Linked DNA regions of Mus musculus: region 2 is linked to region 1. Evidence: chromatin loops called from intact Hi-C (ENCODE). Cell type or tissue: left cerebral cortex. All regions are shown on one strand. Links, peaks and the distances in the headings refer to the core of each region. The heading gives the core; the rest is flanking DNA.

Region 1 (5,494 bases), core at 293-5,292:
GGAACTAACCTGGGTGAACCCTAAGAGGTGGCCGTGAAGGTAGCTGGTATTACATCATGGATCCACCACACCCAGACCAAAATCTGGATGCCACAACTGCTGCCAAATGACTGTCTCTTGAGTGTGGACCCATTAAAATTAAAGTTTCATCTGTTCTCCATTCCCTTCCTCTCCTTGCCCCTCCACCTTTACCCAAGTCTTATGTTTGATACGAATATAAGAGTCATGGTCCAACCCCAACTCAGGTCCAACCCCTTAGGCTTAGTTCCCCAACCTGGGAACTAAGACAGATACAGGGAAGGTATTACCTAATGTACCTACAGACCAGCAACTAATATTCATTTTGACCTTTGCTCGCTGATGCCCACTTTAAATGCATAGTTGTATTATAGAAAGGAAAGATATGGAGGTTTGTCTTTTGACATAGGGACATAAGAGTTTATAATTCTATGCATGCCCTGCAGCTGAGCCCCCTAGTTGCCAAAAAGAAGGGAGTTTCCATTAAAAGGGGGAGGGAGAGGTTCTAAAACTGGGGCTTTCAGAAAACTTCCTTTAAAGAGATTCTGGCCCTGGGGAAATAGGAAAAAGTGTAGAGCGGGATTCTATGCCACAGGAAGGATCCCCTGGGACAGAGTTAAACATTTGCAGGCAGCATTCAGTCAAGACTGTTGGTTATGCTCACACACCGGATCCCTGTCACACTACATGTGGATAGGAACTAGCCAGACTAACAGCTCATTGGCTGACAAAATTCAATGGTGACTAGGGCCAGCCCATATTAATGTTCTACTCTATAGATGAATTCATCTGGATAACGATCATACCGAGCTCCGAGAGTACTTTGTGGGCATGTACTAATGGATTGACTAGATGTGCCTCTTCTGACGCTTTCCAAACTAAGTATAAGATCAGGACCAAATGGTATTAAAAGTTTGCTTCTCAATTAAAACAAGTTAGATTCCCTTATAAAAATGAACCTACAAAATTGAGAAGATTTACTTCTCACAAGATAATAGAAAATATGTCTTGCTTTGGGGAAAAAAAAAAAGCCTGTTGTTTCTTTGCTAATTGATCAGGAGTAATTTAAAATACCTTCCCATGTTTAGGGAAACAATTGATACTAGTCTCTGTACTCTTGGTCCCCTAGCTAACTAACCTGCTTTCAGCACTGACTGAAAATTTTCAGTCTGATTGGATTAACAGTGGGGCCCTGCATCTTAAACTAAAATTGAATGAATCCATTATTTGACTCATTCACTAAGGCCAGTGGGGAATGTAACACACAGCCCCAGACCTTAGCACAACTGATTCCATGATGGCAGTATCATTCAGGCTGTAAACTCAGTATGGACAGCGCCACCTACCACCATAAAAGCAAAGGCCTAATCCATCGATGTCCGTAGTTACAGGATGTCTTCATTAACTAACCTGGTTCATGGCTTCTCTAGTTCCACTTCTGACTGACTGTTCTTCTTAACTGAAGTTTGTCAATCCAGAACATGGTTTTTGTGCTTAAAAGCTCCTTTTGCAAAAGGCTCAGGGATAAACTGGGATGGGCGCACCTTAACTGGGAGCTGAACTAACTTTGAGTAGAAAGCTACCATGTGGTGTCCTGCCATCTTGGATAGTATGTCTCTATCATGTTACAACAATACAGAATTTGAGCTACAGAGGCAGCAAAAGTCCAATAAAAAGCCTAACAATTTATGCTCCAACAACAAAAAACTGATGAGAAAAGGTAATCGTGAGTGAAAGATGATCAAGGCAAGAATGAATATTAAATACTGTAACATCCTCTGACTTAAATTTTTGAATACAACTATGCAGTAGTGGTCCATACCTTTAATCCTAACCCTAGGGAAGGAAAGGCAAGTGGATTTCTGTGAGTTCCAGGCCATCCTAGTCCACACTGAGAAATTCTTGTTTCAAAAAAAGCAAAGCAAATCAATCAACCCACAACAATAACACACACACAAACCTACCAAACAAACAAACAAACAAACAAAAGATGTCTGGGAAAGAATAAAGAGACAGAACATGAGAATAAACTAAGGGGGGAAAAAAACAAACTACACAATTAACACATAATCAATGTTGACACATGAAACCAGGAAACCCAGTGTGTCTGGCCTTACTAAAACACGTGACTGGACTACTGTGAACCATCTACATGAATGTGTTAATAGCACAGACTTTACACCGGCGCAGAGTTAACTGCAGACAGATCCTACACCCGAATGTCAAGTGCCAAGTGCAGAACTTCTAGAAGATGCTAGATGAACTAGGGCTCTGCCTGTTAGCAAATCTACCTTCCCTTGCAATAATAAAAGCAGCAGAGGCACTGGCTGCACGGTGACGTCAACAAGGATGTTTTCACACAAAGGCGCCGTTCCCCATTCTTTGCGCAGGCGCAGGCAGCTGATCGAAGTCATTCAGGGATCTGCTCTTGCCTGGGAGGTGCAGGGACCCCACGGAACTCACGGGACCTCACGGGGGCACCGACTCGCTGCCGGTTCGCGAACCCCGGAACGAACGCCATGCGGGCTCCCGCGACTCCTCCCCGTATGGGGATGGCGGCCCCTCTCACCATGGCGCAGATTCCGAGCTCTCCCCACTCTCTTTTCAGCTCCCGCCAGTGGGTAGCAGTGTACCACGCAATACCAGGAGCCCCTTTCTCAGCACTGTATCCTAGCCTCCAGCATGGCAGACCGGAAGTGCCCTCCCCATTCTAAGTGACGGTCCTTCTGGAGGTCCTGATTGGATGGTGAGAGCTGAGTGACAGGAGCAGCTACCTTAGCGACACAATTCTCTTAAGTCTAACAGCCCAGTGGTTCACATGACCCCATCACAAGGATCATCTATGAAAGCCCTTTCTAAACTGACCTTCTAGATGGAGCTGGAGAGATGGCCCAGCAATTTAGAGCACTGGCTGCTCTCTCAAAGAACCCAGGTTTGATTTCCACACCCACAGAGATTCTCACGGCCATTTTTAACTCCAATGCCAGGTGATCTGATGTCCTTTTCTGGTCTCCAAAGACACCAAATGCACAGGTGGTGCACAGACATACATGCAGGTAAAACACCCTTATTGACAAAATGAATAATAATTTTCAAAAATCATAGCCACATTAAAAAAAAGAAAGGAGGGAAAGAAGAAGGGAAGAAAGGAGGAAAGGAAAGAAGGAAGGAGGGAAGGAGAGGGGGAGGGAGGGAGGGAGGGGGGAGGGAGGAAAGTATGTGATGTGCTCCAGCTTCCATCTTAAGCACAGAGTTTTCCCAGACCTGCAGAGACTTGCATTGCAGTAGAACTTGTCCCTTGCATTTTTTCCTGCACTCAGTAGGCACTTCTCCTTGTAGGCATAGGATCTCTAGGATACAATACAAGGATTATTAAACAATGTGCAGTGGAGTGATCCACATGCCTCACAGCTAAGGATGCCTAGCCCACCTAGATCAAATTTAATATCGGATATAAAATTTGCTATTCATCAGGCATCAGCAACTTCACTAAGGCACACCTAGGATTGATCACACCTCTCTCCCCTGCATATTGGTAGCCAAGACATTATTAACGTTTCCCCAGCTTTCTGTTGTAACAGAGGCTTATCATGCCAGCATTTGGGAGGTGAAAACAAGACATCAAAAGTTTAAACCCAATCTACGGAGAGTCTCAGGACAGTCAAAGAAACACACACACACACACACACACACACACAAAAGCAGCTTGGTCTATGACACCAAATACCAACAATTAGCCACTCCTGCCCCCAAAATGGAGTGACCAGTGTAAGGACCTGGGGTGAGAAGACAGGGATAGAAGGGTTAAGCTCAATATGTCTAGCATAACCTGATGGCTCATGTTAAGCACATTTATTAACATATACAGCTCTGATAAACTATTTATACATGAAGAACTAGACAGCAGAAAATTTAATTTAGCAATGTTGGCCTCCCTTCCAAGATGACCGTGCCAGGGTCCTTATCTTCACGTTCCAGCACACTAAGCATCTCACAACTTCAAAGCATAAGCTTATGTTTATTTACACCATTTTACTTGTGAACATGATGATAGCTATGACGATCGCCACCAAAAAAAACTTTATATTGACCCTTGCTCTTTTTGAGAATACAGTGAGTGGAATGCTCAAAGTTTTCAGCTGGTCTTTAACACTACAGGGTAAACCAAGGCAGGCAGTGAGGTTGCTGTTGGCAATTGGGATTAGTACTGAGAACAGCTGACAGCTTAGCACCAAGGGCTGACAGGGTTCTGGTCACTATCTGGACTGATGCTGGCTGCTGCCTATGGCAGGCAGAGATTAGAGAAATTACTCAGCTGACTTTCTCTGAGAGAGCAAAGCTTGAGTCACTGCAGCTGGCACACCCTGTGGCCGGCAAATTACTCTGAACTCTTTTAACTAATTAGGGACCAGTAGAAAGTAAAGAGAGAGAAAGTCATACACACACACACACACACACACACACACACACACACACACTGAGTGGATGTAGCAAAAGTCAGACTCCAATAACTTTCATACATATAAATACATGCATATAGACATACAGACAGACAGACATAGTCACCCAATGAATGGATGAAGCAAAGCTCCAGCAAGCAGGCTCCAAGCATTTCACACAAATATACACATATACATACAGTTGGTGGATGGAGCAAGTTCCAACACACACCCACACAAGTTTTACACATATACATACTGTTGGGGTGCAGGAATTGCCTCACAAACCACACAGACACTAATTTCAGTCAGACCAGGACAGGTCTTTTTTTTTTTTCTTGGTTTTTTTTCGAGACAGGGTCTCTCTGTGCAGCCCAGGCTGTCTTGGAACTCACTCTGTAGACGAGGTTGGCCTCGAACTCAGAAACCCGCAGCCTCTGCCTCCCGAGTGCTGGGATTAGAGGCGTGGCCACCTCGCCCGGCTCAGGACAGGTGACTGAGAATGTGCTCCAGGGCCATGGTCCAGATTTGGGGGCTGAACAATGACCCTGAGTTAAGATCCTACAGGGTGTTCAAGCCCAAAATCTACAAATATTTATGCCAAGTTATTTCACCAATCAGAATTTAGGGATAAGAGAGTTCCTTAGCAACTTGTCTTTGTTGTGTATCTATCCTGCTCCCATTGGTTGGGATATTCAACTGTAGTGGGGGAATTGCCTTATCTAATATTCATGTGTTAACTTGTCTACCAGGATGGGACTTGTCTAACACTTATGTCTTAACTTGCAAACCAGGGGCAGTTTATAAAGGCAAACACAAGAAAAGCTTATACACAATTGCAAGAAGTGCTTCTGGGTGATCGTGCCGGCTCCAAGCTTATTGTGGGTAACTCTACAAAACAGTTGTATTGACTTTTAATGTGATTGGTTTCCAAGGGCAAAAATATAACAAAATATGGAATCAATCTTGGCAGCAAAAAGTTTCCTAGTAACATAAGAAACACATGAGAAAGTTTCCTTATAATGATAGGCTACCCA
Region 2 (5,494 bases), core at 141-5,140, 260 kb before region 1:
GCTGTTCATCACCAAAGGAAGTCAGGACTGGAACTCAAGCAGGGCAGGAAGCAGGAGCTGATGCAGAGGCCATGGAGGGATGTTACTTACTGGCTTGCTTCCCCTGGCTTGCTCAGCCTGCTCTCTTATAGAACCAAGACTACCAGCCCAGAGATGGTACCACCCACACTGACCCTCCCCACCTTGATCACTAATTGAGAAAATTCCTTACAACTGGATCTCATGGAGGCATTTCCTCAACTGAAACTCCTTTCTCTATGATAACTCCAGCTTGTGTCAAGTTGACACACAAAACCAACCAGTACAATAGGTCTCTACAAAAAGGTCTTGCTGTGTGTGTAGCACATGCTGACCTCAAACTAAGAGTCTTTTTTTTTCCATTTTTTATGAGGTATTTAGCTCATTTACATTTCCAATGCTATACCAAAAGTCCCCCATACCCACCCACCCCCACTCCCCTACCCACCCACCCCCCCTTTTTGGCCCTGGCGTTCCCCTGTACTGGGGCATACAAAGTTTACGTGTCCAATGGGCCTCTCTTTCCAGTGATGGCCGATTAGGCCATCTTTTGTTACATATGCAGCTAGAGTCAAGAGATCCGGGGTACTGGTTAGTTCATAATGTTGTTCCACCTATAGGGTTGCAGATCCCTTTAGCTCCTTGGGTTCTTTCTCTATCTCCTCCATTGGGAGCCCTGTGATCCATCCATTAGCTGACTGTGAGCATCCACTTCTGTGTTTGCTAGGCCCCGGCGTAGTCTCACAAGAGATAGCTACATCTGGGTCCTTTCAATAAAATCTTGCTAGGGTACTAAGAGTCTTTTTGCTTCCACTTCCCAAACAGTGAGATTACAGGTATAAAGGACCATGCCTGGTCCAGTGTCTCTTAAGAACTGCCTAAGAGCATCTCTAGCGTTTGACTAGGTAGGTGCTTATTTTCAATATCACACGAGACCATTTGCAGTGGCTCCTTCAATTATGATTCTTCTCTGAATAAACTTGATTATAATGGCAATTTTTGTGCCCAGAGTTTAAAAAGAGATGTTATCATGATTCCTGTTATACAATGCTACATTAAGGCTTCTAAGGTTCAAATCCAGAGTGGACAGAGATTTTTGAGGCCTCTCCACGAGTGCTGTCCAGAATCAAGTTCGGGGGGGGGGGGGGGAGTTCAGTGTGGGAGACGTGCAGGACCTTGGATGGAGTCTGGGGTCTACAGAATGAAATGTGTCTTCATTAGGGCCAGAAGACACATGAGGAGTGGCCCAGTAGATACAGAAGACACAGTGTCATGATGTGGAGTCCAAGGCCAAGAGATGCTACTGAGAAATCCAATGCTTGTATGAGTGAAGCTGGATATGAACAGTGTGGATGGACGTGGTCCCTTTCACTTCAAGCTGCAGTGTTGTCACCAGCTGCTGCAGAAGCCCATGTCCCAGTAGACTATCCTCTGACAAGAATATTATGCCTTTTAAGATCATATGACGATTTCTCTGTCTCCATATAGGAGACCAGGCCATACAAGGTGCTACTGTCACTGAGGAGACAGTAATGAGAGGAGGACTGTGACAGTGGGAGGTGTCATGCAAAAGTGATGTGAGGCTCAGATGTATCTAGAAGCTTTATGGTGCAACCACTTCTCCCCTCTTCAGACCTTCATTCTATGCTGGAGTCTTCCTAGTAACAGTCCTGTCACCAAACGACAGCAACTTCTCCCTGACTCTCCCTCATCCTTGCTGCTCAGTCTTGAACTAAAGAGCCTAGAGGAGGGCCTCTACAGATCAGTCAGTGGGTGTCCCCTGACCACTGCCACTGCATTTTCTAGGGATTGTGTTCTAAGTGTGGGGTGTCTGAGAGAGCTGGACTCCCAGCTCTTGGGATGCAGCCTGTTCCTCATTTCCTGGACTGTGCCTGCTCCAGTCTTCCTCTTGCATCATGGAAGCCATTCTTCCCTTCACAGGCCTGACTTAATTCTTACCCACAAGGAGGAAGGGTGAAGATTGGCTCTGATATGTGACCCCAGCTTCTAGACTGTCTATGTGAAGTGGTATTATCTGACCTTTTCTCAGATGCCATTCTATAGTCATAGTGATGTGCAAGGCTCTAGCTAGGTGCTAGATCCCAGGATCATTAGTGTCATGGACAACTTGTGCCCAAGGAGCTAACACACTGACACAGTCCAGGACATCCAGGAAGACGAAGTTGGTGAGGTAAGTCCACTTGAAAACAGGTAAAAAGGCAGTAATGAAACTGGTAGTTCCCATCCTAGAACAAGTTGTTGGCAAACACTGTCCCTAAGTAGACAGTTCTGCTGGGCTAAGTGTGGAGAGAAAGAAGACCTGACACAGAGGACTATGGGAACAACTATGTGACTGGCAGCCATCATGAATGACTGGACCTGATGAGTATCTGTGATAGAGAGATTTCTATAGACACCCTCAAGGAAATTTATTGTAATTCATCTCTTGGTGAAATGGTGTTTTCCACTCAGATCATAGGTCCTAGGGGTGTTAGGTGTCTCAACATACCAAAGGCCTGAACTCTACACTCCCCTTGTGCTGGTGATGGGAAAGTCAGAGGCCATCCTGATGGCTGGACAATGTAGGAATACCAGAAACAAGAGGCCATGTTCCTGCATGGAGATCCACTCTTTTTCACATATGCATGTTGAGTTTCTAATCAAGTAGGGTGCGCAGATTAAAACTGTCACCAGAAGGAATTCTGGACCTTGGTTGTCCCTCAGCACTTTAGTTTGCATTCTCTCTCATGAAGACGCTCCTCTTACTATTCAGGATTTTTCATAACTATGAAAATAAGACACTGAGATACAGGTAGGAGGGGCTACCTATATTGTCTGTGCTCTGACCTCCTGTCACTATTTTCTCTTTAGATGTCTCCAGCTACTATGATTCTGTCCTTCAGAAAAGTCAAAGTTCATGAGACTTTCCTGATAGACATAACACAGGCTAGAGCCAAAATTCTGATGCTGTGCACCAAAGTCCTTTCCTGTTTGGGGCTGCTGAGTGTAGTTTGAACTGCGAGTCTGGACCTGCTCTCTCAGTGAAGGCACAACCTCTTGAACTCTGATTTTGAACTGTAGTTGTGGCTAATGCTGCTCACGATCCAAAAACCTAATTCAGCATTGAAAATATAAGCTTCCAACCTCTAACCTGGAACATTCTGTCTCAGAAAGGACAGTGTGTACACTTGAATGGAAAGACCAGGTGAGGAAGATGGGGAGGTCCCATGTGGCTTTCTCACTGTGTGCTTGATCTCATCACACTTCTCAAACTTCCTTCAATCCCAGCCCAAAATTAGTAGTTCTAGGATGAATAGAGCCCTGAAGTGCTGACAGGGTTGAGGGCTCCTTGGCTGCCATGTCCCACACAGAGACTCTTCAGGATCTTCTGTGAGGGCCTCTTTCTCTTCATTCGTTGAACATTATGTGGTATGAATGATTTCCCTGAACACTCTGGCACTCACTGGTCAGTTTGCAGACCTGCCCTCCCACTTCAGGAAAGTTCTCCTACTCTGATTGACTTCTGGGGTGCAGCTTCATTTCCATAGAAGTTGTTTATTTTGGATAAACAGGAACCTGACTAGCACAGTGCATTGACTAGCCAGATTTCTATAATGCCTAGAGGCAGCACAAGATGGAGCCACTGGATATGGTTAGCTCTGTTTCTCTCAGCACATTAGACATTGTGATCAGTCATCAGCTTAGAAAGACACTTTTCTCTGCTTCCATCTTCAGTTGCTAAGTCTTTTCTGAATGGCATTACACGGGGATTGACCTGCTTGTCTAGGAACATGGGACTATCCTGTAATGTTCTACCATCTGTACACTCTCTGCTGTCCTCATCTTCTGGGAATTTGACCCCCAAGCCTCTCTTCCTGGGGAGCTCATGCTCTGGTCTATTCACCATCTTCTATCCAGAGTCTCAGTACAATGTCAGGATGTCAGGAAGCTATGGGCTGGATAATGGCCCAGGTACTATGGACTCTGTCCTTCTCATCCCATGATATTCCATCCTCTCACTTCTCCCTTGAAGATCCTGGTGCTTTCCCACAAGAAGTTGCTGAATGTGGCTACCTGGAAGGACAACCAAAGAGGGCTGCCAGAGAGGAGGCCACTACCAATTAGTCAAGCAACCTCAGCTGCATCATCACAAGCATCTGTAGTATGGAGGTCTGGTAAACACGGTGTGGGCCTCTTCCTTCCCTGGATGCCACCATCAAGTGAGATATAGGTCGTTCACATCACTGTGTGAACCTAGAATTCCTCTGCAGGTAAGGGCTTGGGAAAAGGGTCATGTGCAGAAGTGCTAGTGGTTGATATCACTGGTTATTCCTTAAATATGAGAAATCCGAGTATCCAGCTGTTACAGAGCACCTTCCTTCCTTGATTCAGCAAAGATGCTGCTCACTAACCTATCAGTGGGGTGGTGGCAGATGGGGAGCAAGCAGAGTATCATAGGCTTGCCTCTCAATGTGATTGGTAATTCCTGGAAGATCATTAGTGGAGGGATGTTCAGGGTCTTAGAAACTCCTCTTCGCTCTCATCTGACACATGGCAGCATGTACTGACAGAGGTCCCTCTAACCCTTATAAGAACACCCTGAAGGCAATATTTAGATTATGATTGGAGATGAGACATTCAGAGGGAGAGAGGCAGTGTGCCTCACCAAGCATGACTTGGGAGCCACAGTTTGATAACTTTAACTGATGAAGGGAACCACCAGATATCTTCCACTGTTGTCCCTGGGTTGTTTTAGAGTCGTGATTATCTGGAACAAGACCTTTTTAGTTTCATTTCCACCACAGTGACTGGAACTTCCAGGTTATACTGCATTGCCACAGTGAAGCCAAGGCACATGTGCAAAGGGGACACCCATGTCATATCCACAGTCAAGAGCAGAGATAAATAAATGCATGCATGTAAGCTTGCTTGCATGTGATCATCTAAAGCTCTGTGCTATTGTGCAGGCTGGTACCCAATCCTAAGGAATGGCACTGCCCAAATTGTTGTTGTTCAATTAAGATAATGAGCTTGATCCTCTATAGACAGGCTCACAGGTGAACTTCATCTAGAGCATTCCTCTGTGAAGACTCTCCCTCCAGGTCACTTCTCCTGCACTACTTTAGATTTCTAATTAAAGGGCATGAATTGCTCCCAGTGGCACCATATCTCCCAACATTGAAAATTGTCAGATTTTGTGACTAGAGGTTTCAGCTTCTCATTTACCTAGGCTCAAACCTGACATCTTGTAGTGTGTCCTACCTAGCCCTCTCAGCTTCTCCCTACATTATACCTGACACTGTTTTCACTCAGCCATCAGCTCATCACTGGGATGTCTCTACTGTGTCCTTGACTAATGCTTTCTACACAGGGATTAAGATTTCATAGCAGATTCCTTTGCCTTCAGGTTGATCTTTTTTTCTATTTCCTCTGCCAGGTGCTTTTCCAGGTGTGGAGTCCCTCCCTCCAAAAGAGG

What was found. Hi-C counts contacts between places; a loop is a spot of excess contacts. Peaks named below come from ENCODE experiments on the same cell type or tissue, not always from the same donor. Only the 100,000 strongest peaks of a DNase experiment are listed, where the experiment ranks them.
Region 2: it touches region 1 in a loop (6-fold over the local background); 5 of 42 quality-filtered maps call a loop at or near these places.

Annotation. Positions count from the first base shown.
Region 1 is chr10:82,351,475-82,356,968 of GRCm38, reverse strand. Gm4924 reads right to left here and starts at 2,444. Exons shown (of 4, transcript XM_017314182.1): 1 at 2,310-2,444. The coding sequence starts at 2,432. In left cerebral cortex, for the core only: no CTCF peak of the experiment used is centred there; DNase peaks (open chromatin) are centred at 2,418 and 2,693; H3K4me3 peaks cover 1,127 bases; H3K27ac peaks cover 1,168 bases.
Region 2 is chr10:82,614,188-82,619,681 of GRCm38, reverse strand. No RefSeq gene overlaps it. Among named protein-coding and RNA genes, the nearest start is that of 1190007I07Rik, 6.3 kb to the left of the region's middle. In left cerebral cortex, for the core only: no CTCF peak of the experiment used is centred there; no DNase peak of the experiment used is centred there.